7 separate regions of the Homo sapiens genome follow, and all the other regions are linked to region 1. A link is a contact called in ENCODE Hi-C or POLR2A ChIA-PET data. All regions are on one chromosome and are shown on one strand. The core of a region is the stretch at or near the end of the contact, and the rest is flanking DNA. Distances in the headings are between cores, read along the strand shown.

Region 1 (4,203 bases), core at 1,501-4,000:
GGCCGAGGCAGGTGGATCACGAGGTCAAGAGTTCAAGACCAGCCTGGCCAAGATGTTGAAGCCCCGTCTCTACTAGAAATACAAAATTTAGCCACGCATGGTGGTGGGTGCCTGTAATCCCAGCTACTCGGGAGGCTGAGACAGAATTGCTTGAACCCGGGAGGCGGAGGCTGCAGTGAGCCGAGATCACGTCACTGCACTCCAGCCTGGGCGACAGAGCAACACTCCGTCTCAAAAAAAAAAAAAAAAAAAAAAATTAGCCGGGTGTGGTGGCATGTGCCTGTATTACAGCTACTCAGGAGGCTGAGGCTGGAGAATCGTTGAGCCCAGGAGGCGGAGGTTGCAGTGAGCCGAGACTGCGCCACTGCACTCCAGCCTGGCAACAGAGTGAGACTGCATCTCAAAAAAAAAAAAAAAAAAAAAAAAAAGGAAGTTATGTGCGATGGCTCACGCCTGTAATCCCAGCACTTTGGAAGGCTGAGGCAGGCAGATCAGTTGATGTGAGGGGTTTGAGACCAGACTGACCAACATGACAAAACCCTATTAAAAATACAAAAATTAGGCCAGGCGCAGTGGCTCATGCCTGTAATTCCAGCACTTTGGGAGGCTGAGGCAGGTGGATCACCTGAGGTTGGGAGTTCAAGATCAGCCTGACCAACATGGAGAAACCCCGTCTCTACTAAAAATACAAAATTAGCCAGGCATGGTGGCGTATGCCTATAATCCCAGCTACTCGGGAGGCTGAGGCAGGAGAATTGTTTGAACCCAGGAGGCGGAGATTGCGGTGAGCCGAGATTGCACCATTGCACTCCAGCCTGGGCAACAAGAGTGAAACTCCATCTCAAAAAAAAAAAAAAAAAAATACAGAAGTTACCCTGGCATGGTGACGAGCACCTGTAATCCCAGCTACTTGGGAGGCTGAGGCAGGAGAATCGCTTGAACCCAGGAGGCAGAGGTTGCAGTGAGCTGAGATCAAGCCACTGCACTCCAGCCTGGGCAACAGAACAAGACTCTGTCTCAAAGAAAAAAAAAAGAGTAAAAGGCAGGCATGCGTCCTGGAAACAGGTGCACACAGGACAAATGGCATGGAAGCAGAAAGGAGATAGGTACACAGGCCCCCAGCCCTCTCCTGCAACAGGAAACCAGTATAGACCCAGAGGACACAGTAGAGAGGAACCCACGGACATATACACATAGAGAGGTTCAGGTGCACACACCGAGAAAGTGCAGGCAGGTAGACAGCAAGAAGATAACTGCCCACAGAGAGGACGGGCACTGTCGCAAAAGGGACAGGTGAACACGCACAGAGGGATCTGGCTTGGTTACCCCCAGGGGCTCAGGTGGGCAGGGTGGGTCAGGAAGGCTTACCTCTCTGTTATTCCTCTCCAAAAATGCTACGGCTGTTGGGCTGACCATATGGTCCTTCATTTCCTGGAGGTAAGGACAGCATTAGGGAGGAAAGACACTCAGGCTGGGCGCGGTGGCTCACGCCTGTAATCCTAGCACTTTGAGAGACCAAGCCGGGTGGATCACCTGAGGTCAGGAGTTCGAGACCAGCCTGATCAACATGGTGAAACCCCGTCTCTACTAAAAACACAAAACTTAGCCGGGTATCGTGGCAGGCACCTGTAGTCCCAGCTACTCAGGAGACTGAGACACAAGAATCGCTTGAGCCTGGGAGGCGGAGGTTGCAGTGAGCCGAGATTGCAACACTGTACTCCAGCCTGGGCGACAGAGCGAGGCTCTGTCTCAAAAAAAAAAAAAAAAAAGAAAGAAAGAAAGAAAAAAAAACACACTCAAACCTTCCCCCACTCCCCGCCTGCAGGACCTTTCCTGACCTGGACTGCCTCTCGCATCCGCTCCACGAACACCTTTCTCTCCTGCAGGTCCCCGGCTGGGAGCTTGAACTTGCCTGGGTTGGCTTCCACTATACGTGGGCTGAGAGTCAAGGGTCAAGGCCGGAGCCAGATATCATCCCCGTCCCTAGGGGTCCAGCCCTACCCGAAGGTGGGCTGCCACCGCAATGGGCTCTCCCATGCCACCCTCTGCCACAAAGCCCCAGGATATCGATGGTCTCTTCCAGGTCCTCGAGGTCCCACTCGATGCTGCGCAGGCCATTCCGCAGCTCATTGGTCGTCCAGTCCAGCTCCTCGCGTCCGACCGCCGCGCTTTCCTGCAGGAGCTCGCACCAGCGCTGGTACAGCCCGCGGGCCGTGTTCACCGCCTTCTGCACCTCGCTGCGGGCAGGGGCACGGCGGGCGCGGCTGGGGGCAGGCGGTCCTCCCGCCTGCCTCTGCCCCCGACTGCAAACCCAAACGCATGGGGGACTCCGGAGACCCCTATATACCCCTGCGTGCGCCTCCCACTCTGCACCCCGACGGCCTTGCCCAGCCCGCCGGGCACGCTGGGGCCGGCACCCGGGCACTGGCTGGCTTGGGTACAGAGCACCCTCCGCCCTCCCCCGTCGTTGTCACTCACCCTCGGACTACAAAAAAGGGGTCTTCGAGAGACATGTCAGTCCCTTCCCCCCCAGGCCGAACCCCCCTCCCGGCCTGGGTTCGCGGGCTGGTTCCCTCCCAACCGAGGAGAACGCGCCGCCACCCCCGCCCCCGTCACGCCACCATCGAGAGCCGGACCGCCAGGGGAGAAAGAGAAGCCTCGGAGGCCCGACGTGCGGACACTTCCGCCCTCTCCTCAGCCATCTTGGTTGTGGGCAGAGGCAGCTTCCGGTGCACATGCCCCCGCCCCTTAGCCCTCTCGTGCCGCACCGTAGGGGGCGGTGTCGGAGTTCTGTCTGGGCCTATTCGGGTCCGAGTTCGGAATTTCGGTTCAAGGCCCAGTTCCTCGGATTGTTCCTGCGCAACTTCAGTTTCCCTTCCAGGCACGGGCAATGTAAATAATGATAGCCTCCCTCATCTCTGGCGGCTGGGTATTATGGCTGGGGAAGGGGCTCATTCGATTCGTTGAAGCTTTTCATGGACTCCCTGAGCTGGCACCTGGGAGATCGTCCCATCCCAGGGTCCCGAGTGTCAGGTTTGGCTAGGGTCTGGGGGAGAGGTGGTCCTCCCTTCTCCCTGCGGGGGCGCGGTGAGGAGCGGGCCTGCTCCTCCGGGGAGTTCTGCCGCATTCTCCCAATCTCTTTCCTGAGAAGTGGCGGAGTTGGGGGCACTTCGAGGTCGCCTTGGGGCGAGGTGGTCGTGAGGGGGTCCCAGATATGCCAGCAGCGGGGGGAGGTCACCTTTGAGAAAGTGCGTGGAGGTGGGTTTCTTCAGAAGCGCGGAGTCTTTCTGGGTGCGAGCCTGGGGGTAGCGGGTGGTGGCTTTGAGGATGGTCTCCAGGGGGGCCCTCTGTGTGTGGGGTCTCCGTCTGGGTAGGGGCCAGGAATATCAGCGGAGGGACTCAGGGTCGTCCCTATGTGTGACAGTGGCGCTGTGTGTTGGGGAGCTTCGGGAAAGCACTTTTTTTGAGTGATAGGGGGCCTGGTCTCCCCTGGAGGGTGGGCGGGTTATCTGAGGGAGTCCTCGGAGGGTCGCCCCCTTGCGCGTCAGAGTTGCTGCGTGGGGTCTCAGAGATAGCGCCTGGGCTGGGGAAATCATTGTGGGGTCTCCGTGGTAAGGTTAGCGGGGTGGGGACGGCCTGCGTCTTCGGCAGGTCGTCGCAGTCTGGCACCATCGTTGAATGGGGACGAGTTTGGGAAGGGTATTTTAGGGGGGAATAACTTTTGAGTTCCCAGCGTGCGGGGGAAGGGCGGGACGGGAGGGTGTCCCAAGGCCTGAGAAGATCAGTGTGGGGCAGGGGTCAGGAATAACCTGGGAGGGGGCCTTGTATGGGGGAAATAATTGGGAAGAGGAGAGATGGGATGAAGGGGGCCTCAGCGGGTCGTCTCCTGTGTATGCAGGGTCGTTCTGCAGCGTCTCTGGGAGATGGCGTCCCTGGGAGCCCTCAGGTCGCCCCTACCCGCTGCGGGGTGCTTTCCTGGCGTCACGCCTTCCTGGCCCCTGGAGGGAAGGAAGTGAAACTCTCCTCTTCCCCCACCCGGCTGGAATGCGAGTCAGGAAGCCTGGGGCTCCAGCCTGCTCCGGCTGCCCGGGTCGGGGATGGGGAGGGGCGTGGCCGGAGCGCAAAGCCCCGCCCCTCCGCGCCCCCCCCCCGGAAGCCCCGCCGCCGGCCGCTAAGGCGATCACGGGCCCTGTCCTAATATGG
Region 2 (4,203 bases), core at 1,053-3,552, 1.8 Mb before region 1:
TGTAATCCCAGCTACTTGGGAGGCTGAGGCAGGAAAATCACTTGAACCTGGGAGACGGAGGTTGTGATGAGCCAAGATTGCACCATTGCACTCCAGCCTGGGCAACAAGAGCAAAACTCCATCTCAAAAAAAAAAAAAAAAAAAAAAGCCAGAAGGATATCTGGAAGCTGACTGCTGCACACACAAGAACATCAAGTGCAAAGGACTTGTGGTGAGGCTGTATTCAGCATGCTCCCATGTATGTAACTGTGCTGGACTCTGTGATGTGGGTGTCACTACTGAGTATTTGTGCATTTTTGTTTGTTTTTGTTGAGATAGGGTCTCGCTATGTTGCCCAGGCTGGAGTGCAGTGGCACAATCACTGCTCACTGCAGCTTTGACTTCCTTGGGCTCAAGCAATCCTCCTGCCTCAGACTCCCAAGGAGCTGGGACTACAGGTGCACGCCACCACACCTGGCTAAATTTTTTTTTTTTTTTTTGAGACAGAGTCTCGCTCTGTCGCCCAGGCTGGAGTGCAGTGGCGCGATCTCGGCTCACTGCAAGCTCCATCTCCCGGGTTCACGCCATTCTTCTGCCTCAGCCTCCCAAGCAGCTGAGACTACAGGCGCCTGCCACCATGCCTGGCTAATTTTTTTTTCTATTTTTAGTAGAGGCTGGGTTTCACCGTGTTAGCCAGGATGGTCTTGATCTCCTGACCTTGTGATCTGCCCACCTCGGCCTCCCAAAGTGCTGGGATTACAGGCGTGAGCCACCGCGCCCGGCCAACACCTGGCTAATTTTGAAGTATTTTGTAGAGATGGGGGTCTCCCTACATTGCCCAGGCTGGTCTTGAACTCTTGGCCTCAGGCAATCCTCTTGCCTTGGCCTCCCAAAGCACTGGGACTACAGACATAAGCCACCACACCTGGCCTGTATGTGCATTTGGAGTGTTGAAATGTGAGGTGAATCATGCGTTGTATATCTGCTGGGGGATGGGGGCTGAGGTGGCGTGTTTGACAGCGCAGTGTATCGGTGTGCTTCACTGTGTGTGTCTGTGTGTGTAGTGGCAATGTCATAGTTGCGTGTTTTGCAAGAGAAAGGGTGTGGGGGATGAATGTGGGACAGAGTTTGTATGGGATGCTTTGTGTCAGGATAGGGCAAGGTTGGAGCATGTGGATGATGGGGATTCTGAAAGTAGAATATATTCAGAGATGCCATGGTGTGTGTGTGTGTGTGTGTGTGTGTGTAGAGGGGTGTGAGTGAGCCCAGCTGTGTGAGTGGGTGTGTTGGGGGATGTCGTGGAGCTGTTTTCTGGTCCCAGAGGGAGAGAGAAAGCCCAGGAAATCTCACTTTCTCCCTGCCCCTGGGTCTCCAGGCAACGGCACCACTTTGGAGTTACCAGGAGACAAGGTTGCCAGGGCAACACAGGCGTGAGTGGCAGCTCTGGGGCGAAGTCTGGGTGAGAAGATCCAGCCAGGGATCACGATCATTCACTTTGTTCCTCCCTTTCTCCCTGTTTCTCATCAATCCCACCTCCCTTCCTTCATTGTCTTAACGAGCACGTATTTGAGAACCTACAAATGTGCTAGGTGCTATTCTCGGTACTGGAGAACAGAAGTGAACAAGACAATGTCCCTGCTGTATCTCTCCTTCAGTCTTCCAGCTCCTGTCTCTTTATCTCTCCTGCTTCCTTCTTTGTCCTGCGGTCCTGCCTTCCCCCCGTACCACAAAGGCGGCCCCACAGAACCCCTTAGCCAGTGAGGAAGTAAGTTGAGAGGCTTCATCTCACAGACTTTCGGGGATGGCCGTTGATGTTTTGTCCACGAGCCTGTGTCCCCAGACACACACTCCGGCCCATACTCAGGTGCACAGAAAGACAAGCACACAGCTCATCCCCCTCTCCAAAACTCTCAGTTGTCATTGGATGACATCAGCAAAACCACACACAAATACATGCCGATCACAATACTCCTCTGAGATATCATAAGCCCCATTTTACAGCAGGGCAAACTGAGGCTAGGAGCCTTTAAATAATATGTCACTCATTCTGGTCTACTCCTCCAACTTTCAACCCTTATATTTGTCTGATTAGCTGACAATAATAGTATTCGTGCTGGTTCCCCCAGCAGCCTCCCTCAGGGAAGGGTCTTATTTCCCTCGAATGCACCCATTCCTCCGCATAGGTTCTAACCATTTGCCCATTCACCTGAGGAATCGAGTTTTGATGGACAGATTCCTAGACCAATAGAGAAACTAAGTGAACTGTACCGATGCGGCCACGGCTTGGGCGGGACTAAGGCTGGGAACGAGCCACCGATTGGTCAGAGCTACGCGGCGAATGGCGGAGACGCTGAGGCGGGTGCTAACCAGGGGCGGTGCGGCCTGGTCCGGGGAGGAGAACATGCCTGCCGCCGGACCGCCTTTGCTGCTGCTCGGTACACCAGGATCTGGAAAAACAGCGCTGCTATTTGCTGCGGCCCTAGAGGCGGCGGGGGAGGGCCAAGGCCCAGTCCTCTTCCTGACACGAAGGCCTCTTCAAAGCATGCCCCGCGGGACCGGAACGACTCTAGACCCAATGCGACTCCAGGTAACCGTGGGGGTGGGAGCAGAGGCGTTCTAGCCAATGGTGGAGTAGATCCGGGATATTGAGTAACAGGTAGACAAGCCAATGGAGAGGACGGTGGAAGAGCGAGCCAGGGCAGCCACGATGGGGCGGAGTCAGGCAGGCGGAGTGAGGAGTGGCACCACGCGGAGCTTAGTTAAGATTGAAGTGAGAGCCCATCCAATGATGGGCGGTGTTAGCAAGAGGCGGTGCCCAGAGATTGAAGTCCGGCCCATCAAGGGGCGGGGCTAAGCTTGGGTCCATTCTGGACCTGAGTTGGTTCCTGTTAGTGTCAAGGATGGGGTCAGACCGAGAATGCTGGGGGAGGGTTTTCCGTGGAAAAATTGCGCTAGAGATTTGGCCAAAAACAAACAAGCAAAAATGGCTTGCCCTCAACTAATACTCGGCAGTGATGAGTGCTGGAAAAACGGGCGAATATAAGAATATTTAACAGCTCTGAACTGGTTCATCCTGGAACCAAGGAAAGTATGCAAGGAGGCAGGGTTACTTTTAAGGAGTCTGGCTTCCTGTGCTGAATCCGGCCCTTTCCTTCTGTTTCTCCTTCTAGAAGATCCGCTTCCAGTACCCACCCTCAACCCGAGAGCTTTTCCGGCTCCTGTGCTCTGCCCATGAGGCCCCGGGGCCAGCCCCCTCCCTTCTGCTGCTCGACGGCCTAGAAGAGTACCTAGCGGAAGACCCAGAGCCCCAGGAAGCCGCCTACCTCATTGCCTTACTTCTAGACACAGCTGCCCACTTCAGCCACCGGCTTGGGCCTGGCCGGGATTGTGGGCTCATGGTGGCCCTCCAGACCCAGGAGGAAGCAGGTAGTGGGGACGTCCTGCACCTGGCACTGCTCCAGCGGTATTTTCCTGCCCAGTGCTGGCTGCAGCCAGATGCACCAGGTCCAGGAGAGCACGGCCTCCGAGCCTGCCTGGAGCCAGGCGGGCTGGGCCCCAGAACAGAGTGGTGGGTGACTTTCCGATCAGATGGAGAAATGATGATCGCTCCGTGGCCCACCCAGGCTGGTGACCCCAGCTCAGGCAAGGGTTCAAGCTCTGGAGGCCAGCCCTGAGCTTTGGTGGGTGACTACCTCTCTGTGCTTCAGTTTCCCATGGCTGGAATACTTACCTCAGGGACATATGCAGATCCAAAGACCTAAACAATGTAAAGTGCTTTTTCTCTTTTAAAAGTATAGCATTATCTTGTATATATTTTACCCAATCAATATGTTGTTTATAGTTTCATTGCTTTAAACTTTATAAAAAGAGCTTCAGGCCAGGCGTGGTGGCTCACGCCTGTAATCCCAGCACTTTGGGAGGCTGAGGCGGTCAGATCACCAGAGGTCAGGAGTTGGAGACCAGCCTGCCCAACATGATGAAACCCTGTATCAACTAAAAGTACAAAAAAAATTAGCTGGGTGTGGTGGCAGGTGCCTGTAGTCTCAGCTACTCAGGAGGCTTAGGCAGGAGAATTGCTTGAACCCAGGAAGCGGAGGTTGCAGTGAGCCGAGATTGTGCCACTACACTCCAGCCTGGGTGACAAAGCGAGACTCCATCTCAAAAAAAAAAAAAAAAAAAAGTTTGAGACTTCCTTCTTTTTGCACTCAACGTTGTTACTAAGAT
Region 3 (4,203 bases), core at 591-3,090, 1.7 Mb before region 1:
TGTATGCCTGTAGTCCCAGCTACTCAGGAGGCTGAGGTGGAAGGATCGCTTGAGCCTAGGAGGTCAAGTCTGCAGTGAACTGTTATCCAACCACTACACTCCAGCCTCAACAGCAGAGCAAGACCCTGTCAGAAAGAAAGAAGGCTGGGCGCGGTGGCTCACACATGTAATCCCAGCACTTTGGGAGCCAAGGCCGTGGATCACTTGAGATCAGGAGTTCGAGACCAGCCTGGCCAACATGGTGAAACCCAGTCTCTACTAAAAATATAAAAATTAGGTGTGGTGGCACGCACCTATAGTCCCAGCTAGTCAGGAGGCTGAGGCTCGAGAATCGCTTGAACCTTGGAGGCAGAGGTTGCAGTGAGCCGAGATCATGCCACTGCTCTCCAGCCTAGGCGACAGAGCAAGACCCTGTCTCAAAAAACAAAAAACAAAACAAAAAAAAACGCGGGTGCAGTGGCTCACGCCTGTAATCCCAGCAGTTTGGGAGGCCGAGGCGGGCTCACGCCTGTAATCCCAGCAGTTTGGGAGGTCAAGAGATTGAGACCACCCTGGCCAATATGGTGAAATCCCTCTGTACTAAAAATACAAAAATTAGTTAGGCGTGGTGGCGTGTGCCTGTAGTCCCAGCTACTCAAGAGGCTGAGGCAGGAGAATCGCTTGAACCCGGGAGGCGGAGGTTGCAGTGAGCCGAAATCGTTCCACTGCACTCCCACCTGGCAACAGAGTGAGATTCTGCCAAAAAAAAAAAAAAAAATAGAGAAAATAAATTACAAGAAAGTATGAAGTACAGTTCAGTCGGTTCTGAACCCATGAGAAGTTTTAAGAGACAGAGAAGGAAAAACATGAACTAAGTATGAGTTTTTGCCCAGAAACGGTTTACCTAGACTCATGCTGGAGAAATACCTTTGTCACACCATGAAGATTGGATGGGCACTGTTGACCCCTGACCCTCTGTACCCTCTGGAGCCATCTTACCTAACAGTTGTATCTTTTTATGTAACTCAGCCACCTGAGAGTGCACAGAGGGCTTCCCTGCACCTCTGTGGAAGGATCCTCCCTTGGAACGGCCTGGGGTCCACGCCTGGGCTGTGCCCTTGCCTCGGAGGTGGCTGGGTTTGCCCGAAGCCTCCCTGCCCTTGACCCTGGAAGAGGGCGTCGAAGCCTGGTCCTGAGGAGGCAGGGCGTTGGCGGAGGCCGCCCTGCACAGAGGAGATGTCATGATGGGGTTGGGGCTGAAGGCCCCTAGGGGTTAGGGGGATAACTAGGAGTCAGTCGCCCCTGTCAGGGATCCGTCAGCTCGGATTCCTAGGGCTCTGAAAAATGCACTTTCCGACCGCTAGGTGGTTGCGCTCCGCATCTCTCGGTTGCCAGGTAACCGCCTCCCCGTCTCTCTCCACTGTTTCCATGGAGATCACCCGCGTTCCGTGGCTGACACTGCGTTCTCATTGGCTGAGGCTGCATAGAGGGGCGGTCCCAACAGTGGGCGGGGTAGAGCCGCGCCGCAGGACGGAGGGTCTGGACACTTTGGGGTCACGTGCTCATTCCGTTTCCCTACCTCCCCCAACCTTATCCCGCCCCTGGGGGTTCGCGGGCATTTTTCAGGAACTTTCTTTCCGGCTTGAGAAGCCGCCACTCCCAAGATGGAGGTACGCTGCGCCGCCATTAAGAGCTAGCCCTCAGAACTATCCTCTCTAAGGTTTCACAGTCCTGCCCAAGATGGCCGTCTCGGCTCTGGCACCGCCCCCACTCCTGCCTCTCCCAACATGGCGACCCTGAGTCTCCGTTCCCGGTGCGGAACGTACGACCGGAAGTGACGGGGTCCAGAAATTTCCGCTTTCTTTCTGCAGCAGGAACCGCGGCTGCTGGACAAGAGGGGTGCGGTGGATACTGACCTTTGCTCCGGCCTCGTGTAGGTGTGAACGAGCGGGTGGGAGGGCACCTCAGTTTCTTACAGGGGGCAACCGGAGGGTGCATGTGTGGGTGTGGACGGCGGAGGCTGTTAATCCCTTTGGTCTGTTGGCGGGAATTGGGTCACAATTGGGCACAGGGAGCGGAGGTTTTGAGATCTTGAGATCCTCGCCATTGATTTGAGCAAAGTGAGACTGGCCAGGATTGGGGAGATCGCTGCCCCTCGCCCCCATATCGGAAACAAAGTGAGGCCTCATTGCCTGGAAGCGATGGAGGAATCCAATTGGCTGGAAGTAGCCCTCTCCCACTGACCGGGATCCGCTTTCTTCCTGCAGCGTGAAGACACAGCGCATCTCCCCGCTGTAGGCTTCCTCCCACAGAACCCGTTTCGGGCCTCAGAGCGTCTGGTGAGATGCTGTTGCCGCTGCTGCTGCTGCTACCCATGTGCTGGGCCGTGGAGGTCAAGAGGCCCCGGGGCGTCTCCCTCACCAGTGAGTCCTCCTGTTCACCCTCCCGCCAGGCTGGAGGTGGGAGGGGCCAACATTGGGCCTTAGGGATAGGCATTTACAGCCTTTTGACTCAGTTTCCCGGTAGTGCTCCGCTGGTGGGGATGGGAGGACAGAGGTGGTATTTGGTGGAGAAGGCGCTTACCTGCCCTGGGCTGAGCTTCCTGTACCCCGCAGATCATCACTTCTACGATGAGTCCAAGCCTTTCACCTGCCTGGACGGTTCGGCCACCATCCCATTTGATCAGGTCAACGATGACTATTGCGACTGCAAAGATGGCTCTGACGAGCCAGGTGAGCCTTTTCTCTGTTCATCCATCAGATGTTTATTGAACACTGCTCAGTGCCAGGCCCTGTCTGTGTGACCAAGATACTACCTCTGCTGGCTCCCCTTTGAGTGGGCAGAAACAAGCTCAGAAGTCAGTGGTCAGTGTTATGGCCCCGGGCAGCTGGAGGAGCCCAGAGTCGTCCTCCTCCCAAGCCTCGGGGTCAGAGAAGGCTCCTCCAAGGAGGTGAGGTTTCAGTTGAATCCCGAAGGTGCTGCAGATGGAGGGGTCAACACGGGCAAACCCCTAGAAGTGGGAGACAGGGTGGGGCCAAGAGCAATCCAGCAGGAGACAGAGGTGAAGGGAGACCCTGGCTTTTTGTTTTTGTGTGTTTTGAAGAGACAGGGTCTTGCTTTGTTGCTGAGGCTGGAGTACAGTGGCATGATCGTAGCTCACTGCAGCCTGGAACTCTTGGGCTCAAGTCATCCTCCTGCCTTGGCCTCCCAAAGTGCTGGGGTTACAGGTGTGAGCCACCGTGCCTGGATGAGACCGTGTCTTTGGTTTTGTTTTTGTTTTGAGACGGAGTCTTGCTCTGTTTCCCAGGCTGGAGTGCAGTGGCGCCATCTCGGCTCACTGCAAGCTCCGCCTCCCGGGTTCACACCGTTCTCCTGCCTCAGCCTCCTGAGTAGCTGGGACTACAGGCACCCACCACCACGCCCAGCTAGTTTTTTTTTGTATTTTTAGTAGATACAGGGTTTCACTGTGTTAGCCAGGATGGTCTCGATCTCGTCACCTTGTGATCCACCCGCCTCGGCCTCCCAAAGTGTTGGGATTACAGGCGTGAGCCACCGTACCTGGCCTTGTTTTGTTTTGTTTTTAATTTTTTTTTTTGAGATGGAGTTTCACTCTTATCGCCCAGGCTGGAGTGCAGTGGCATGATCTTGGCTCACTGCAGTCTCCACCTCCCGGGTTCAAGCGATTCTCCTGCCTCAGCCTCCTGAGTAGCTGGGATTACAGGCACATGCCACCACATCCGGCTAATTTTTCGTATTTTTAGTAGAGATGGAGTTTCATCGTGTTGGCCAGGCTGGTCTCAAACTCATCACCTCAGGTGACCCACCCGCCTCGGCCTCCCAAAGTGCTGGGATTACAGGTGTGAGCCCCCGTGCCAGGTGGAGACCCTGTTTTGAAGGGCCTCAGTGAGAAGAGGCAGGAGGCGGCACTGGAGAGCTTTATTTCGAGCCCTGGCTGTGCAGTGTACAACTCTTTCCTTCCTTTGGTTTCCTTTCCTTTCTTGTGCTGTGTGCAGTGTGGGTCAGGGGCTCTTATCTGTGGATGGATGGGACATGTCTGTCCCTGAGCTGACTCCGAAAACCTTCCCTCCCTTCTTCCTCACAGGCACGGCTGCCTGTCCTAATGGCAGCTTCCACTGCACCAACACTGGCTATAAGCCCCTGTATATCCCCTCCAACCGGGTCAACGATGGTGTTTGTGGTAAGTGAAGATGCACCAGGATTCTG
Region 4 (4,203 bases), core at 1,704-4,203, 1.3 Mb after region 1:
CTTCCAGTCAGCCCTGCCCTGTGAGAACAGCTAATAAGCACTCCATAGCAATGGCTGAATAAATGGAACTAGAATAAAGGCGTTCAGGCAGAGTTGAACATGTCTCTTTATCTGACCCTTCAAACAGGCAATCTGAAGGGGTCACTTCCCAGGCAGCAGGGAAAACAGGAGCCAAGAAAGGTCAGTCCGAAAAGCACCAGAGCCTTTTGGGGTATGCAGAGTAGGACTAGCTGGCTGGCGTCAGGGCAGAAGACAAAGCTGGAAGAGCTGGTCAGCCACACAGGGCATGTGTTTGTTTGTTTGTTTTTTTGTTTTTTGAGACAGGGTCTCGCTCTGTCACCCAGGCTGGAGTGCAGTGGTGCAATCATAGCTCACTGGAGCCTCGACCTCCCAGGCCCAGTGAGTCCACCACCTCAGCTTCCTGTGTAGCTGGGACTACAGGTGCATGCCACCACGCCTGGCTAATTTTTGTTTTAGTAGAGACAGTGTTTCACCACGTTTCCCAGGCTGGTCGTGAACTCCTGGACTCAAGCAAACCTCCTGCCTCTGCCTCCCAAAGTGCTGGGATTACAGGAATGAGCCACCCACCACGCCCAGCCTGGGCCTGTGTACTTGTTAAGCAATAGGGAACTGCTAATTAGATTGGAGCTGAGCCACTCAATCAGGATCTGCCCAAGAGTACTGTAACTTACTCCTCCGATGAAGGGGTAGGTTAAGACCAGTAGCAGGGAAAACCAGTCACCAAATAAAAGAGAAGTAACCAGGGTAGGGGCGTGAGGTAAGGAAAGAAAGGGTGGGACATGCCAAAAGACAGGAACATCCCCTGACCAATCCATGGGTAGAGAAAAGCCACAGTCTATTCTGGGCTCCAAATCTAGGTGGCCAAGAGATGGTGTATTTTAAGGAAATAAAGCAAAGTTGTTTTGTTGGTGGGGAAATAAATTTGGGGCAGGCCCGGCATGGTGCCTCACTTCTGTAATCCCAGCACTTTGAGAAGCCAGCGTGGGAGGATGGCTTGAGCCCAGGAGTTCGAGACCAACCTGGACAATAAGTCGAGACCGCGTCTATACAAAAACAATTTTTAAAAAAGTAGCCGGGTGGGTGGGGGGAGGGGGGAGGGACAGCATTAGGAGATATACCTAATGCAAATGACGAGTTAACGGGTCCAGCACACCAACATGGCACATGTATACATATGTAACAAACCTGCACGTTGTGCACATGTACCCTAAAACTTAAAAAAACTTAAAAAACACATAGCCCAAGGGGCACCTTCTATGTAGCAAAGGCTAAAAAATAAATAAGTAGAAATTAAAAAAAGAAAAAAATTAGCCCGGTGTGGTGGCATGGGCCTGTAGTCCCAGCTACTTGGGAGGCTGTGCCGGGAGGATCGCTTGAGCCAGGAGGTCGAGGCTGCCAGTGATGGCGCCATGGCATTCCAGCCTGGGTGACAGAGGGAGACCCTTTCTCAAGAAAAATAAATTTAAAAAAAGAAATTGGGGCCCAGCGTGGTGGCTCATGCCTGTAATCCCAGCACTTTGGGAGGCGAAGCGGGCGGATCACTTGAAGTCGGGAATTAGAGACAAGCCTGGGCAACATGGTGAAACCCCGTCTCTACTACAAATACAAAAATTAGCCGGATGTGCTTGCTTGAACCCGGAAGACGGAGGCTGCAGTGAGCCGAGATAGTGTCACTGCACTCCAGCCTGGGCGACAGAGCAAGGCTCTGTCTCAAAAAAAAAAAAAAAAAAAAAAAAAGAGAGAGAGAGATAAATAAATTGGGGTGAACCGAATCTGCTAAGATAAAATTTTCGAGAAACCGGGCTGGACAGGATCTAAAGCTCAAAACTGATTAGATCAGGAAAGGATCCGGCGGGGTTTTCCCCGCCCAAAGTGGGTGGCCATGACCGCTAAGGCGCCAGGAGCGCATGAACTTGAAAGGTGACAGCGGGGAACTCACAACCCAGACACGCCACGTGTACCCAGTTACCCTCAAGTGTCCCCAGGCAGGCTTTCCACCCCGGAGTTTATTCCCACCTGGGGACTCCTATTTCCAAAAGAAAATCTTTTTTTCATTCTGTTTTTTTTGAGGCAGAATCTCGCTCTGTCACCCAGGCTGGAGTGCAGTGTCGCGATCTCGGCTCACTGTAACCTCCACCTCCCGGGTTCAAGCGATTCTCGTGCCTCAGCCTCCCGAGTAGCTGGGACCACAGGCGCTCGCCACCACGCTCGGCTGATTTTTTTTTGTATTTTGAGTAGAGACGAGGTTTCACCATGTTGGCCAGGCTGGTCTCGAACTCCTGACCTCAAGTGATCCGCCCTCCTTGGTCTCTCCCAAAGTACTGAGATTACAAGAGCCACCGCGCCCGGCCTTCCAAAATAAAGTCTTATTTGCTCTAAATCTCAGAATCCCGAATCCCGTAAAAAGTAGACCAAGAAGAAGGTAGACTGGGAAAGGGATCAAGTCCCTCGGACCCAAAGAAACCCCTGACAACTGAAAGCTCCAACTTCTCCCACCCAGGCCCCAGACCCCGGCGTCACCCCCTCGTCCCTCTCCAAATGGCCCCAGGCCGCCGCGGGGTCTATTCGGACGAACTGACAGACTCCAAGTGGGGCTCGGAGCGCCGTAGGCCATGACAGCCCCTCCGAGAAGCGGGCCCCGAGCCCCGAGCACCGCGCGCCAACGGCTGGCCCACCCCTAGCGCATGCGCCCCGGTGCCCAACGGCCAACACACAGCGCTCTGACACACCAACCGCCCCGCCCCCACCGTCTCGCGACCCTTTCTCCCCCTCCCCTTAGATCCCAACGTCTCCCCTCGTCCTCTCGCTCTCAGTTCAGACGTCCCCACACCGCGGCCCCGCGCCCGGGATCCGCTGCTCACCTGGCTCCCCGTTCTTCTCCGCGCGCTGCTAAGAGACACTTCCAACTTCGGTTTTCCGCCGGGCGCTCAGACACGAGTTGCTGCGCTTCCTGCCTCTTGCGTCGGGCTGCTGCTCTGCTGACTGGGCCGCTGCCTTTTCATTCAAGAGAGGCCGAAGCGGTGATTGGGTCCTGTGGAAGGGACCGGGAGATTATTGGCGGAGACGGGAAGAAAGAGGGCGTGCCTTACGCCTCGCGTTTATTGGTCAATCTAAAAGTAGGCGCGCCCCAGTGAGCCGACAGACTGGCTCCGACAGCGCGCGGTCTCGTGATCTGGGTGTGGTGCTCGGTGGGAGCCGCCATGTTTAGTACTGATAACTGAAGACCGGATGATTGCGTTTTGGCGTGTGCCCCACCTTTTCGAAGAGTGGCGTCTGCGCTGGGCGCTGAAACCAGAACTGTCCCAGTTGCTATCAATCTGCGGCCTGGGGGTCCTCCACAGTGTAGGCTCTGAAAAGAATAGGGAGCTTGGAATGACTCAAATGGACAGAACATTTTGCAGTATTTGGATTTCTATCGCTCCACGATAGTTTTGTCTCCTTGATTTTCACGTTAGTAGAAGCATGCAATAGGTTGTCTTTTGTGTCTGACTTTTGCTCAACAAAGCTGTTTTTTTGAGACGGAGTCTGGCTCTGTCACCTAGGCTGGAGTGCAGTGGCGCGATCTCTGCTCACCACAACCTCCGCCTCTCGGGTTCAAGCGATTCTCCTGCCTCAGCCTCCTGAGTAGCTGGGACTGCTGGCGCCCGCCACCACACCTGGCTAATTTTCATATTTTTAGTAGAGAGGGGTTTCGCCATGTTGGCCAGGCTGGTCTCGAACTCCTGGCCTCATGTGATCTGCCCATCTCCGCCTCCCAAAGTGCTGGGATTACATGAGCCACCCTGCCTGGCCGCAGCAAAGTGTTTTTGAGAGTTGTCCATGTTGTGGGGATATCAACAGCTCGTTATTTTTTACTGCTGAGTGGTATTTCATTGTGTGGCTATACTATAATGTAGCCAATATAGTTTCACTCACCTGTTCTTGGCCAATTGATTGTTTCCGGTCTTTGGCCACTGTTAATAGAGCTTGTACTGTAAGAGTATTTTGGGGAAGATAAATTTTCATTTCTTTTAAATACTTAGGAGTGGCATGGTGGCATGGTCACTAAGCTTTATTAGATCCTGGCAGATTTATTTTCCTATCATCCTTCCTCCCTCTTTCCCTCCACTTTCTTCTTTCTTTCTTCAGGGTGTCACTCTTGTTACCTATCATGCCCAGCTAATTTTTAAAAATTTGGTAAAG
Region 5 (4,203 bases), core at 501-3,000, 1.2 Mb after region 1:
CCTCCTCTGTCAAATGGGAATGACAACATCATTGCAGATGTTTTGAGGAGTAAATGAGTTAAAATAGATTAAAAAAAAAACAAACTTATGACCAGGCCTGGTGCAGACTAAGTGCTCTATAAATAATAGCATTTTCTTGGCAGCATAGCGAGAGCTTGTCTTAAAAAAAAAAAAAAAAAAACTTAAGAAAAAACTAGCCAGGCGTGATGGTGCACAGCTGCAGTCCCAGCTCCTCAGGAGGCTGAGGCAGGAGGATCCTTTGAGCCCTGGAGTTTGAGGCTGCAGTGAGCTGTGATGGTGCCACTGCACTCCAGCCTGGGTGACAGAGTAAGATCTCTTAAAAATATATATAGCGTTTGTTTGTTTGTTTTTAGACAGTTTCACTCTTGTTGCCCAGGCTTGAGTGCAAGGGCACAATCTCAGCTCACCACAACCTCCGCCTCCTGGGTTCTATCAGTCCTCCTGCCTCAGCCTCCCAAGTAGCTGGGATTACAGGCATGTGCCGCCACACCCGGCTAATTTTGTATTTTTAGTAGAGACAGGGTTTCTCCATGTTGGTCAGGCTGAGTCTCGAACTCCCGACCTCAGGTGATCCACCCACCTCAGACTCCCAAAGTGCTGGGATTACAGGTGTGAGCCACCGCACCCAGCCAAAAAATAGCGTTTTAAAAAATTATGAGGTAGCTCAAGAGACAAGCTAATCATGTGATTTATCCAGAAAGGAAAGAACCCTCCTATCACATGATTCTCTGTTGATTAACGAAGAGGCCTCTGAAATATAAGTTTCCCACAGGGGGAAACTGGCTTAGAAAGATCAGAAAGATCCAGGAGGTCTGCTCTGTGCGGTGAAGCTTCTCTTCTTGGCACCTGCCTGGCATCGGAAGAGGGCCCCTTCTCCCTCCCTGGGCTTTTATGTGGACACTGTAATGCCTCAGTTTTCTTTCTTTCTTTTTGTTTTTGACACAGGATCTCACTCTATCACCCAAGCTGGAGTGCAGTGGCACCATCATAGCTCACTGCAGCCTCAAACTCCCCAGCTCGGGTGATTCTCCCCGCCTCAGCCTCCTGAGTAGTAGTAGCTGGGACTACAGATGTCTGCCACCAGCCTGGATTATTTATTTATTTATTTTGTAGAAACAAGAGTTTCGCCATGTTGCCCAGGCTGGTGTCAAACTCCTGAGCTCAAGCGATCCTCCTGCCTCGGCCTCCCAGAGTGCTGAGATCACAGGTGCGAGCCTCTGCACCCGACCTGTTTCCTCATCTGGAAAATGGCAGGGAAACGTTCTGCCAGCTGGGACGCAGGCTCTGCCAACTCTGGCATGCCAAAGCTCTGGGCACAGGGCGAGTCCCACCAGCGTGGGCGTCCAGAGCTATTTCTGACAAGACCCCTTTGCGCCTGCCCAGGGAAGAGCCAAGTGGCCCCAGGCAAGACCGCCCCGCCCGGCTGCCACACCTTCCCCTCAGAGCAGCCAGCCCCAACACAGAGGCCAAAGGGTTCGTCAGAGCCACATGGTGGAAACTCTAGCAGAGGGTTTTTGAAAGCAGGTTGCACTTCATTCTTACTGAGTGCACGTGTGTGTGTGTGTGTGTGTGTGTGTGTGTGTGTGTGTGTATGCAGCGCCCCTGGGTCTGTGTTTTTATTGCACTTTCCTGCTGGCTTCCAGCTGCACCGCCAGTTCCGGGGAGGGCCCTGGGCCAGCGGCTGTCCGCCCCCCCTCCTTCATAAAGTCCTGGCCTCGGGACAGCCTGCACAGCTGCCTAGCCTGTGGAGACGGGACAGCCCTGTCCCACTCACTCTTTCCCCTGCCGCTCCTGCCGGCAGCTCCAACCATGGGAGGCCGCGTCTTTCTCGGTAAGTACTTTGGGGCCCCGCTGGGAGGGGCGAGGAAGCTCCAGCGGGACCCCTTGGCTGCGTCTGAGAAACGGGAGGCGCCGCTGGTGTCTGTGGGGCCTGCGATAGAGGAAGCCACATGGTCAAGCAGGCACTCACGGGCACACGGCGAGAGGGGCTGGTGGTGCTTGGGCACCCCCACACCCCGGCAGGAACTCCAGGGTGCTCTTGGAGCCTGCTACCCTGCCTGGAGGGATCCTCAAGCTTTCTACTGGAGCCAGTCTGGCATCTGCTCCCTAAGAGGGGAAACTGAGGCACGGGGGAAGGAAAGGGGCAAAAAGTGAGTGCTGGGACCCTGAGAGCCGCTGTGCTTAATATAACGCATAGAAGGACATGGGCGGGGGTGGGGAAGCTAGAAGCCAGGACTTCTCCACTGCAAGGTACCCCCAATTTGTCCCTCGCAGTCTCAGCAGCAGGGGCAGCCCCCAGAGACCCCAGTTCTTGCTCCCCGCAGACCTGGCTGGGGCTCAGCTGCGGATCGAAGGGACTTTGCCTGGTTCTGGGTTTGAATTTGATTTTTGTTGTGACTTCCTGGGACTCCCTTTCCCGCCCCACCCAAGGTGACTGTAACGGTTATCAGGGTAGCTCGTTGCCTAAGCAACGGGGCAACAAAGAGAGTGAAGAAATGACATTTGGGGCAAAAACCAGAACTTCCTGGACCACAGGGACACAGCTTCCCTGGGCCAGCCCCAAGTGGCAGGTGTCAGCTCAGCACCCCGCCTTGGCTTGAGAGTGAGAGACAAGAGCCCACCTTGGGTTTCTTGGGGGCACACTTGTTGGGGGCAGTTGCCAAGACCTGGCTTCCCAAGGGTTCCACGCCCTGGCTGTCTGTGTCACCAGGGCCAAGTCAGAGAGCCTCTGCGCCTCACTTTTCTCATCTATAAAATGGAGCACAACCCGTCTCCGTCTTAGATTGTTTTAAGGGATGAGTGAGTTAGGACACAAACTATTCCTGGTTCACAGTAAGAATTAGGTAAACAGCATTTTAAAAGTGTTGGCTGGGCACAGTGGCTCACACCTGCAATCCCAGCACTTTGAGAGGCCGAGGCAGGTGGATCTCTTGAGCCCAGGGACTGGAGACTAGCCTGGGCAACACATCGAGACGTTGTCTCTACCAAAAACAAATTTTTTTTTTTTTTTTTGAGACAAAGTCTCGCTCTTGTCGCTCAGGCTGGAGTGCAATGGTGCAATCTCGGCTCACTGCAACCTCCGCCTCCTGGGTTCAAGCGATTCTCCTGCCTCGCCCCCATCCACCCCGAGTAGCTGGGATTATAGGTGCCTGCCACCATGCCCGGCTAGTTTTTTGTTTTAGTTTTTGTGTTTGTATTTTTAGTAGAGACGGGGTTTCACCATGATGGCCAGGCTGGTCTCAAACTCCTGACCTCAGGTGATTCACCCGCCTCCGCCTCCCAAAGTGCTGGGATTACAGGCATGAGCCACCGCGCCCAGCCAAAAAAAATTTTTTTTAATTAGTCGGGCTTGGTGGTGTGCGCCTGTAGTCCTAGTGGCTCAGGAGGCTGAGGTGGGAGGATCCCTTGAGCCCAGGAGGTTGAAGCTGCAGTGAGCTGTGTTTGCACCACTGCACTCCAGCCTGGGTGACAGAGCAAGATCCTATCTCAAAAAATAAATTAATAATAAGGCCGGGTGCAGTGGCTCACACCTGTAATCCCAGCACTTTGGTAGGCCCAGGCCAGCAGATCACCAGAGGTCAGGAGTTCGAGACCAGCCTGGCCAACATGGTGAAACTCTGTCTTTACTAAAAATACAAAAATTACCTGGGTGTGGTGGCGGGCGCCTGTAATCCCAGCTACTCGGGAGCCTGAGGTAGGAGAGTCTCTTGAACCTGGGAGGTGGAGGTTGCAGTGAGCTGAGATCACGCCACTGCACTCCAGCCTGGGTGACAGTGAGACCCTGTCTCAAAATAAATGAATAAATAATAAATTATGATGATTATTAAATTCTGGTAAGACACTAGTGGGTCTGGGGAATTGTCTCGGGGTCCTTAGGAGGAAGCCTAAAGAAGGGGTGACTGCCCCACCACCCCCCACCCCAGGATCTCAATGCAGGAAACTGACTACTTAGGGCTCAGCCCAGAGAATGCAAACCAGAAGGAACTCAAACCAGAACAGCAGCTTCTCTCCCGGCTTCTGTTTGGGCAACTTCCAAGGCCCCAGATGGAGGCAGCTGGGCCCTGTAGCCTCACGGTGGGAGTAGAGAACCCAGCTCAGCCCATGCAGAGGGGATGGGGCACAAAGGAACCCTGCCCAGGGCCCTGAGGACCTCAATCCCTCAATTCCTCCTTCCCCAACCTC
Region 6 (4,203 bases), core at 932-3,431, 1.2 Mb before region 1:
CCTCAGCCTCCTGAGTAGCTGTGATTACAGGTACACACCACCTCTCCTGGCTAATTAAAAAATAGATTTATGGAGATGGGAGTGTCTCACTTCACTGCTCAGGGTGGTCTTCAACTTCGGGCTTCAAGTGATCCTGCCACTTTGGCCTCCCAAAATGTTGGGATTGCAGGCATGAGCCATGGCACCTGGCCTCCCAGGCTGTTGTTGAAAGGTCTTTGCAATCTCTAAGAGTTCTGCAGCAGTTTATTCCCTGACAGCGAGAGTCTCATCCTTTGATCCCATTTTGCAGCAGTAGTTGGGTGTTCACTTTTCTTTCCATAAGGAAGCAAGCTTGCCAGTGACCCTCATCCCCCTCCTCATCGATGACTTCTTTGTCATCAGAGCCTTCCTCTTCATAAATTCCCACGGAATCCAAGTTTTCACGTCCCGATTGGGCTTAGTTATGATAGCTACTGGCTCACACAAGCTGCAACAGCACCCCGTCCCATGGAAGCCACCCGACTCTCTCCTCCCTGAGTTTCCTGTCCTGGGAGCCCCCATCTCTGCTCTCCCGGGCTCCGGGCCCTAGAGCCGCACTGCTGCAGAGCCCAGTTCCCAGGGCAGCTCCCTCCACCTATCCACATCCATCTCCAGCTCTCCACCCTCTCTCCCACCAGCCTGGCCTGGAGGTGCTGCAGTGTCATTGACTGCGAGTCCCTCAGCTGCCACCTCCACCGCGATCTGGAAGTCTTTCAAATGCCCTTAAGTTATCTTAGATTTTTCCTCCCCCACTTTATACATAAGCATAGGAGGAGAGCAGGGACTCTGCTGGTGTCTTATTTACACAATGGGATTGAAGGTGTTTGTCTCGCGAAACTAATCGATGGGGTGAGAAGTAGCTGAATAACCTGCAGGGGGCAGCAGAGCCCAAGGCCAGTGATTCCACGTTGAGGACAGTCTCTGCAGCCTGCAAAGGGAGGGAAAGAGAGTTTCCCTGGGGGCTTCGCGGGCAGCCCACCCCCTTCTACAAGTGGCCTCCAGCTGCTCAGAGCAGCTCCAGAAAGGGTGTGGATTCCGAGAAGCTGCAGAGCCCTGGAAAGCAGAAGACCCATGTGCAGACGCATTTGTGGCGTCTCTGTCCTTTCTGGTGTTGTACCTCTGGAGCTGTCTTCTGGGCAGGGTTTGGGGTTTGACATGCATGGGGTCGTTGGGGTCAGAGTTATTTGTATAGATAAAGAAAATGTGTGGCCGGGCGCGGTGGCTCACGCCTGTAATCCCAGCACTTTGCGGGGCCGAGGCGGGCGGATCAAGAGGTCAGAAGATCGAGACCATCCTGGCTAACACGGTGAAACCCCGTCTCCACTGAAAATACAAAATATTAGCCGGGCGTGGTGGCGGGCGCCTTTAATCCCAGCTACTCCGGAGGCCGAGGTAAGAGAATGGCGTGAACTCGGGAGGCGGAGCTTGCAGTGAGTCGAGATCGCACCACTGCACTCCAGCCTGGGCTACAGAGCAAGACTCCGTCTCAAAAAAAAAAAAAAAAAAAGAAAGAAAGAAAAGAAAATGTGTGAAGATCAGGCTAGAGCTAGAGACAGAATTGTTTGGTGGCGTCACCTGGATAAAGGGTTCATGAAGTTGACAGTTTACTTAGGTCAGAAACAAAACCTGGTGAGAGTTTCCTGCTGGTGAAAATGAAGATCTGAAAGGAGGAAGCATTTTCACAAGGGGATGGGGGTGTGTGAGCAAGGCTTGGCCACGCCTCATCCCCAATTCCGGCCCGCTCGAGGACATATGCCTCTCCTCCTGGTGCAGTCGTGCCTGGCCTGGTCTCGGTTCCCCTGCTGCTCTGAGGCCAGCAGTTGGCTCCTATGGACACTGAGTCTGAAATTCCCTGCACACTCCTGTGACCCCGTGCAGAACGAAGGAGCGGGGACTGTCCCTTGAGTGAGGATGACGCTAGTGTTCTCTTCTATCAATAGCAAGTTTGGCTGAAATGCAAATATCCAATAACCAGAGTGCAGAAAGCAGCTCGCCCTTAGAGAAGCTGTGGCTAGAATCCGTCAGTCTGGCTCTGCGGGGCCTGATACCCAGGGCTTCAGCTGTCACTCAGATGTGGGGGGCGGGACCTAGTATTTCATCCAATCAGAGGTGCTGGGGCGTGGCACTGCCCACAGTTCATCCGGAAATGGAGGGGGTCGCTTTCCTCACCTTCCTCGCTGCGCGGGCGGCGGTTGGTAACCGGTCAGACCAGCCCGAGAGGGACCTGGTGCCTGTACCCAGGCTTCTGTCGCTCTGTCGCCTGCGCTATGCCCTGCTGTAGTCACAGGAGCTGTAGAGAGGACCCCGGTACATCTGAAAGCCGGGAAATGGTGCGTGTGCGGGACCAGATGTCGTGAGACGGGGGAGGGGCTGCCTGGAACAGGCGGGAACCGGCTGTGGCGGGACCCGGGCCTCCCTGTGGGCGACTCCGGGGTCTGGGACCGAGTCCTCCTTGAGCAGTTCGGCCCTCGGTCCCCTTGGCCGCTGGACGGGGCTGGGCCAGCAGCCAGGACCCGGGCGTCCTGTCCCGTCCCTGCGCGGCGACTGCGGCCGCGGCCCCTGCCCCGGAGCCCTCTCTGGGCAGTTCCGCTCCCGCAGCCCCGCGTCTCCCCAGATTGTGCGGAAGCAACGGGAGGGTCATGGAGGCATCCTGACTCGGGTGTGGGGTTCGTGCGTGGGAGGAGCAGTGGTCTGTGGGGCCCCCAGTCCCCACTTTCTCCTGTTAAAAATTAAACTGAGGTACGTTAACAATTAAAGAGTTCATTTGAGCAAACAGCGATTCACGAATGAGAAACACCCCGTCCTGGGTTGTGGTTTGTCAACGGAAAAAGCCAAACTATGTAAAATAAAGAAGTTTATTCAGAGCCGAATAGGAGAGACCTTGGCCGAGGGAAACACAACCCCAAGCAGCCTGGAGTAAGTGGTCCCGAGGCGGCTCAAGACAGTTTGGTTTTATTCATTTCAGAGAGACAGGAATTGCAGGGAAAATGATGAATCAGTGCCTGAAAGGTGTAAGTTCCATTGGCAGAAAGGGTGGGACCTGTGGAAGGGGGGTTAGAAGGCACAGGTGGTTGAGGGATTCTGTAGGTGGCAGCTGGTTGAGAGTGTGAAGTTTGTCTAAAGTTTGGAGGAGGTAGGAAGGAAGGGGGTCTGTTATCTGCCACTTGATTCCATCCCAGCCAGAAAACAGACCTGTTTCTCTAGATTTTATGAATTCTGAGGCGTGACTTTACTTTTGCCTTGCGTGGCCTTAGGTTTTGTTTGTAAGTTAGTATCTTCTTGCCACAAGCAGTCTGTTTTTCCATTCTATCTATTTTTACATGAATGTGTGGGAGAGGGTATAAGGAGACCTGTCTCACCTCCCATCCTGTCATACAGAGGCACTCAATTTTCAGGGTTTTTTGCGGGTCCTGTTGGCCAAGAGCCGGTCACTTCACTTAGCTGGAAAGGTACTTTGTTTTTATTTGAGACGGAGTCTCCTGTCGCCCAGACTGGAGTGCAATGGCCTGATCTCGGCTCACTGCAACCTCCACCTTCCGGGTTCAAGTGATTCTCCTGCCTCAGCCTCCTGAGTAGCTGGGATTGCAGGCATGCACCACTATGCCCTCCTAATTTTTGTATTTTTAGTAGAGATGGGGTTTCACCATGTTGGCCAGGCTGGTCTCGAACTCCTGACCTCAAGTGATCCACCCACCTCAGCCTCCCAAAGTGCTGGGATTACAGATGTGAGCCATCTCGCCGGGCCAGAGGTATGTTTTTATTTTTAGTTTACCAGTTTAGGGGTAAGCTTTTATAAGTTACGTGAGGAGACAAACCAGATAAATGCTTGATTGGTTGCAGAGATGCAGTTGCCTTATTTGGACTTGTCACTCCGAAATAATAGAAAGGTCAAGATTTCAGTTGGAAGAGTTTATTCAAGCGGAAGGATAGCAGTGGCCCATTTGGGAAAAACACAGACTCTAGGGAAATAGACTCAGTACTCCAAAACTGGAAGTTAAGTTCTTGCTTGTATTACCAGGAAAAGAGGTCCTGATCAGACCCCAGGAGAGTTCTTGAATCTCACACAGGAAGGAATTCAAGACGAGTCACAAAGTGCAGTGAGAAGAGAGTTTATTGAAAGCTACTCTGGGCCAGCATGATGGCTTAGGCCTGTAATCCAAGCACTTTGGGAGGCCAAGGTGGGAG
Region 7 (4,203 bases), core at 857-3,356, 1.2 Mb after region 1:
AGGGGGCGAGAGAAAGCCATGTGGGGATCTGGAGGAGGAGGTGGTGCTGCAAGTGAGAGTGAGCTGCCGTGCAAAGCCCCTAAGGTAGGAGCATGCCCAAAACGGCGAGGAAGCTGGCCTGGCTGAAGGGAATGAGCAAAGGGGAGAGAAGGAGGAGGTGAGGGCAGATAAGTGCTGAGCAGATCCTGCAGGGCCCTGTGGGCCACAAGAAGGAATTTGGCTTTTGCACTGAGTGAGGTGGGAGCCCTGGAGGGTCCTTGAGCAGAGGAGGGACGTGCCCTGACAGAAAAGCATGGAGCGGGCGAGCAAGGGCAGGAGCCAGGAGACCAGGGCAGAGGAGTCTGCACTGGGCCAAGGGGGAGTTGATGGGGCCGGACCAGGTAGGGGCTGTGGAGGAGGTGAAAAGTGAGTAGATGCTGGATAGATTTTGAAAATAGAGCTCTCGGGATTTGCTGATACAATAGAGAGAGAGAGAAAGGGACAGGGGCAGAGATAGAGGCCAGGCATGGTGGCTCATGCCTGTAATCCCAGTACTTTGTGGGGCAGAGGCAGGAGGGTCACTGAAGCCTAGGAGTTCAAGACCAGCCTGGGCAACAAAGTGAGACCGGGGAAGGAGAAGGAAGGAAGGAAGGAAGGGAGGGAGGGAGGGAGGGAGGGAGGGAGGGAGGGAGGGAGGGGAGGAAGGAGAAAGAAAGGGAGGAGAGATAGAGATAGAGGAAAGAAAGAAAGAAGGAAGGAGAAGAAAGAGGGAAGGAAGGAAGGAAGGAAGGAAGAAATGGAGGGAGGGAGGGAAGGAAGGAAGGAGAAAGAAAGGGAGGAGAGACAGAGATAGATGAAAGAAAGAAGGAAGGAGAAGAAAGAAAGAGAGGGAAGGAAGGAAGGAAGGAAGGAAGGAGAGACAGAGAACGAAGAAAGAGAAGAAAGAAGGAAACAGAAAGAGAGAACAAAATAAAACAGAGACAGAGACATGGAGGACTCCAAGTATTTTGCCCCAAGAATCTGGGCCAAAAGAAAGGAAACAAGGTGGCCGGGCGCGGTGGCTCCCGCCTGTAATCCCAGCACTTTGGGAGGCCGAGGCGGGCGGATCACGAGGTCAGGAGATTGAGACCATCCTGGCTAACACGGTGAAACCCCGTCTCTACTAAAAATACAAAAAATTAGCCGGGCGTGGTGGGGGGCGCCTGTAGCCCCAGCTACTCGGGAGGCTGAGGCAGGAGAATGGCGTGAACCTGGGAGGCAGAGCTTGCAGTGAGCCGAGATCGCGCCACTGCACTCCAGCCTGGGTGACAGAGCAAGACTCCGTCTCAAAAAAAAAAGAAAAAAGAAAAAAAAGGAAGGAACAAGGCTCAGAGAGGTCCAAGGAGTTGCCCTGGCGGTCCGGGGCCACAGTGGCCTTCATCCCCAGCTGAGATGTGTCCCCAGTCTAAGGCCACTCAGAGCCAGGCACCTTCTCCGGCTGCCTCCCAATCCCCGCCCCCCGCTTCCGTCCCAGCACCCTCACCCCGCCCCCGGGCCCCTTTGTCCTCCTCTTCGTCTTATTTCCAGAATTTCTCCTCCCTAGGGAATCCAGTCCATGTGCTTTTGATTCCTTTGTCCTGAACTCATGCGGCATGAGCACCCCTGAAGCCTTATGTGGAAAAATTTGGAGGCTGGGGGTGGGGAGGGGGTCACATTCCTCCCGGGGGTACAGAGCTACGTCGGCATCTCCAGGGCCCCCCAGCAGCAAGCAGGCATCCTCCCAGGCCAGGCCAGACCGGACGCTGCCCAACACAGGCTTTCTTTGGGGCTTGGCCGGCGCCCGACTACAGCCCCGGCTCCAGCTGCCCTGCCTGTCCCCCGCCCCCACGCCTCCCGTCCCAACCTCCCACACGTTTCCTCCTAGAAGCCCAGACCCGTGGGACTTGGCCTCCCCCGCGCCTTCCCTCTCTACTCAGCTCTGCAGCTCCTGTAGGCCTCCTCCCCGGGTGATCACAGAAGGACCAGCTCACCTTAGCGGGACAGGCAGGGCATGGGCGTGGCCAGAGCCTCGGGCAGGCATCCCAGGCTCCCTGGTGTCTCTCTCATCCGCTGGCCTCTGTGCCCTCTTCTCTTCCCCACCCCCGCTCGTGGCCCCTCCTGCCTCTCCATCGCAAAGTCCCCAGAGGAGTCTCCTTAATCACTTGCTTTTGACTGAATCCTGACCACCTGGACCCTGATCTAGCTACTGAGGAGATAAAGTAACCAACACTTAAAAGCTAACCTTCAGGCATTCTGGGAGGCTGAGACTGACGGATCACTTGAGGTCAGGAGTTCAAGACCAGCCTGGCCAACAAGATGAAACCTCGTCTCTACTAAAAATACAAAAAAATTAGCTGGCGTAGTGGCGGATGCCTGTAATCCCAGCTACTGCGGAGGCTGAGGCAGGAGAATCGCTTGAACTTGGGAGGTGGAGATTGCAGTGAGCTGAGATCGTGCCACTGCACTCCAGCCTGGGCAACAAAGCAAGACTCCGTCTCAAAAAATAAAAATTAGCTGGGTGTGGGGCCGGGCTTGGTGGCTCAAGCCTGTAATCCCAGCACTTTGGGAGGCCGAGGCAGGCGGATCACCTGAGGTCAGAAGTTCAAGACCAGCCTGGCCAACATGGTGAAACCCCGTCTCTACTAAAAATACAAAAAAAAATTAGCCAGGCGTGGTGGCGCATGCCTGTAATTCCAGCTACTCGGGAGGCTGAGGCAGGAGAATCAGTTGAACCTGGGAGGCAGACGTTGCAGTGAGCCGAGATCATGCCACTGCACTCCAGCCTGGGTGACAGAGCGACACCCTGTCTTAAAAGAAAAAAAATAGCTGGCTGTGGTGGCATGTGACTGTAGTCCCAGCCACAAGGGAGGCTGAGGTGGGAGGATTGCTTGAGCCCGGGAGTTCAAGGCTGCAGTAAGCTATGACTGCACTGCTGCACTCCACCCTGGCTGAGACCTTGACTCAGCAACAATGAAAAAGTGACAGGGCCAGGACTTGACCCCTGACCATTTTGTTCTACAGCCTTTCATGGGAAAGACAGATGAGTTTTCGACCTTCCAGAGCCTTTGATCCAGAGGAGAGAGGCAGGAAATAGCAAATGGATAAGAATATGCCATTCGGTGACTAGGGCAATGGAGATTGCAAAAGATGGTGGCTGGGAAATGGGGCTTGTGTCGGGGGTCCCTGAGACCACCCTCAGGGTCAATAATTTGCTGAGATTGATAGATCCCAGAAAAGTGGTGTTACTCCCAGTTATGGTTTATTACAGTGAAAGTTACAGATGAAAATCAGCAAAGAGGCCAGGCTTGGTGGCTCATGCCTGTAACCCCAGCACTTTGGGAGGCCCAGACAGGCAGATCATTTGAGGTCATGAGTTCAAGACCAGCCTGACCAACATGGTGAAACCCCATCTCTACTAAAAATACAAAAATTAGCCAGGTGTGGCAGGGGGCTCCTGTAATCCCAGCTACTTGGGAGGCTGAGACAGGAGGATCACCTGGACCTGGGAGGCAGAGGTTGTAGCGAGCCGAGATCCTGCCATTGCACTCCAGTCTAAGCAACAAGAGCAAAACTCCATCTCGAAAAAAAAAAAAAAACTAGGAATACTAGAGGAGAGGAGGTGAGGCAGACAGGCTCCAAGACTCCTCCATGATTCCCACCTCCTGATGTCTGCACTCTGTGTGATCCCTCGAGTGTGAGCTGGACCCAATAACTTGCTTCTAACAATAGACTAGGACAATGTATGCCAGGAGCAGTGGCTCACGCCCATAATCTCAGCACTTTGGGAGGCTGAGACAGAGGGATCACTTGAGCCCAGGAGTTCAAGACCAGTCTGGGCAACATAGCAAGACCCCATCTCTATAAAAATTCAAGCATTAGCTGGGTGTGGTGGTGCACACCTGTAGTCCCAGCTACTCGGGAGGCTGAGGTGGGAGGATTGCTTGTGCTCAGGAGGTCAATGCTGCAGTGAGCTATGATTGTGCCACTGCACTCCAGCCTGGGTGACAGAGTGAGACCTTGTCTCTCTCATATATGTGTATATATATATACATATATTTTTTTTTTGAGATGGAGTCTCATTCTGTTGCCCAGGCTGGAGTGCAGTGCAGTGGTATGATCTCTACTCACTCCAACCTCCGCCTCCTGGGTTCAAGCGATTCTCGTGCGTCAGCCTTCCAAGTAGCTGGAATTACAGGTGTGCAGTAT

Evidence for each region. Hi-C counts contacts between places; a loop is a spot of excess contacts on that map. ChIA-PET counts read pairs that join two places held with the same protein, here RNA polymerase II (POLR2A). Pooled maps may share reads with other maps.
Region 2: a loop to region 1 is called in a pooled map, with 8 times the contacts of the local background. The contact joins the promoter of SWSAP1 here to the promoter of IER2 in region 1. A Hi-C loop is called at or near these places in 7 of 50 pooled maps. POLR2A ChIA-PET finds 5 or more read pairs at or near these places in 2 of 52 experiments (Caco-2 and GM10248).
Region 3: a map of naive thymus-derived CD4-positive, alpha-beta T cell shows a loop between it and region 1 (24-fold over the local background). The contact joins the promoter of PRKCSH here to the promoter of IER2 in region 1. A Hi-C loop is called at or near these places in 1 of 168 maps with a recorded cell type or tissue (naive thymus-derived CD4-positive, alpha-beta T cell) and 7 of 50 pooled maps. POLR2A ChIA-PET finds 5 or more read pairs at or near these places in 1 of 52 experiments (activated CD4-positive, alpha-beta T cell).
Region 4: a loop to region 1 is called in a map of naive thymus-derived CD4-positive, alpha-beta T cell, with 16 times the contacts of the local background. The contact joins the promoter of DDX39A here to the promoter of IER2 in region 1. A Hi-C loop is called at or near these places in 1 of 168 maps with a recorded cell type or tissue (naive thymus-derived CD4-positive, alpha-beta T cell), 1 of 37 single-sample maps with no recorded cell type and 9 of 50 pooled maps. POLR2A ChIA-PET finds 5 or more read pairs at or near these places in 2 of 52 experiments (GM10248 and activated CD4-positive, alpha-beta T cell).
Region 5: a loop to region 1 is called in a map of natural killer cell, with 5 times the contacts of the local background. The contact joins the promoter of ADGRE5 here to the promoter of IER2 in region 1. A Hi-C loop is called at or near these places in 3 of 168 maps with a recorded cell type or tissue (B cell, GM12878 and natural killer cell), 8 of 37 single-sample maps with no recorded cell type and 12 of 50 pooled maps. POLR2A ChIA-PET finds 5 or more read pairs at or near these places in 5 of 52 experiments (GM12878, MCF 10A, T-cell and 2 more).
Region 6: a pooled map shows a loop between it and region 1 (9-fold over the local background). The contact joins the promoter of ZNF700 here to the promoter of IER2 in region 1. A Hi-C loop is called at or near these places in 2 of 37 single-sample maps with no recorded cell type and 6 of 50 pooled maps. POLR2A ChIA-PET finds 5 or more read pairs at or near these places in 2 of 52 experiments (GM12878 and activated CD4-positive, alpha-beta T cell).
Region 7: a map of naive thymus-derived CD4-positive, alpha-beta T cell shows a loop between it and region 1 (2.9-fold over the local background). The contact joins the promoter of LINC01841 here to the promoter of IER2 in region 1. A Hi-C loop is called at or near these places in 3 of 168 maps with a recorded cell type or tissue (GM12878, naive thymus-derived CD4-positive, alpha-beta T cell and natural killer cell), 4 of 37 single-sample maps with no recorded cell type and 11 of 50 pooled maps. POLR2A ChIA-PET finds 5 or more read pairs at or near these places in 2 of 52 experiments (T-cell and activated T-cell).

Annotation. Positions count from the first base shown.
Region 1 is chr19:13,147,661-13,151,863 of GRCh38, forward strand. It overlaps IER2 (immediate early response 2), which reads left to right and starts at 2,751. Exons shown (of 2, transcript NM_004907.3): 1 at 2,751-2,892. It overlaps STX10 (syntaxin 10), which reads right to left and starts at 2,715. Exons shown (of 8, transcript NM_003765.3): 1 at 2,479-2,715; 2 at 2,068-2,237; 3 at 1,839-1,933; 4 at 1,369-1,431. The coding sequence starts at 2,513. RefSeq lists silencers at 2,226-2,275, 2,316-2,475, 4,026-4,203 and enhancers at 2,596-2,795, 2,816-2,885.
Region 2 is chr19:11,372,364-11,376,566 of GRCh38, forward strand. SWSAP1 (SWIM-type zinc finger 7 associated protein 1) reads left to right here and starts at 2,303. Exons shown (of 2, transcript NM_175871.4): 1 at 2,303-2,566; 2 at 3,150-3,806. The coding sequence starts at 2,318. The coding sequence ends at 3,653. RefSeq lists a silencer at 2,133-2,212 and enhancers at 2,313-2,382, 2,603-2,652, 2,883-2,962, 2,983-3,032.
Region 3 is chr19:11,433,795-11,437,997 of GRCh38, forward strand. PRKCSH (PRKCSH beta subunit of glucosidase II) reads left to right here and starts at 1,841. Exons shown (of 18, transcript NM_001289104.2): 1 at 1,841-1,912; 2 at 2,247-2,402; 3 at 2,595-2,711; 4 at 4,082-4,177. The coding sequence starts at 2,324. It overlaps ODAD3 (outer dynein arm docking complex subunit 3), which reads right to left and starts at 1,327. Exons shown (of 13, transcript NM_145045.5): 1 at 979-1,327. The coding sequence starts at 1,222. RefSeq lists enhancers at 1,446-1,945, 1,519-1,928, 2,179-2,398.
Region 4 is chr19:14,416,388-14,420,590 of GRCh38, forward strand. It overlaps DDX39A (DExD-box helicase 39A), which reads right to left and starts at 2,954. Exons shown (of 11, transcript NM_005804.4): 1 at 2,883-2,954. RefSeq lists silencers at 347-426, 447-536, 2,684-2,783 and enhancers at 1,534-1,583, 1,954-2,013, 2,424-2,563.
Region 5 is chr19:14,379,694-14,383,896 of GRCh38, forward strand. ADGRE5 (adhesion G protein-coupled receptor E5) reads left to right here and starts at 1,751. Exons shown (of 20, transcript NM_078481.4): 1 at 1,751-1,852. The coding sequence starts at 1,831. RefSeq lists a silencer at 3,100-3,239.
Region 6 is chr19:11,922,926-11,927,128 of GRCh38, forward strand. ZNF700 (zinc finger protein 700) reads left to right here and starts at 2,182. Exons shown (of 4, transcript NM_144566.3): 1 at 2,182-2,348. The coding sequence starts at 2,286. It also overlaps a transcript of ZNF69 not described here. RefSeq lists enhancers at 88-878, 879-1,668, 1,825-2,397, 1,845-1,894, 1,945-2,054 and a silencer at 2,445-2,644.
Region 7 is chr19:14,361,884-14,366,086 of GRCh38, forward strand. LINC01841 (long intergenic non-protein coding RNA 1841) reads right to left here and starts at 2,107. Exons shown (of 4, transcript NR_134908.1): 1 at 1,989-2,107.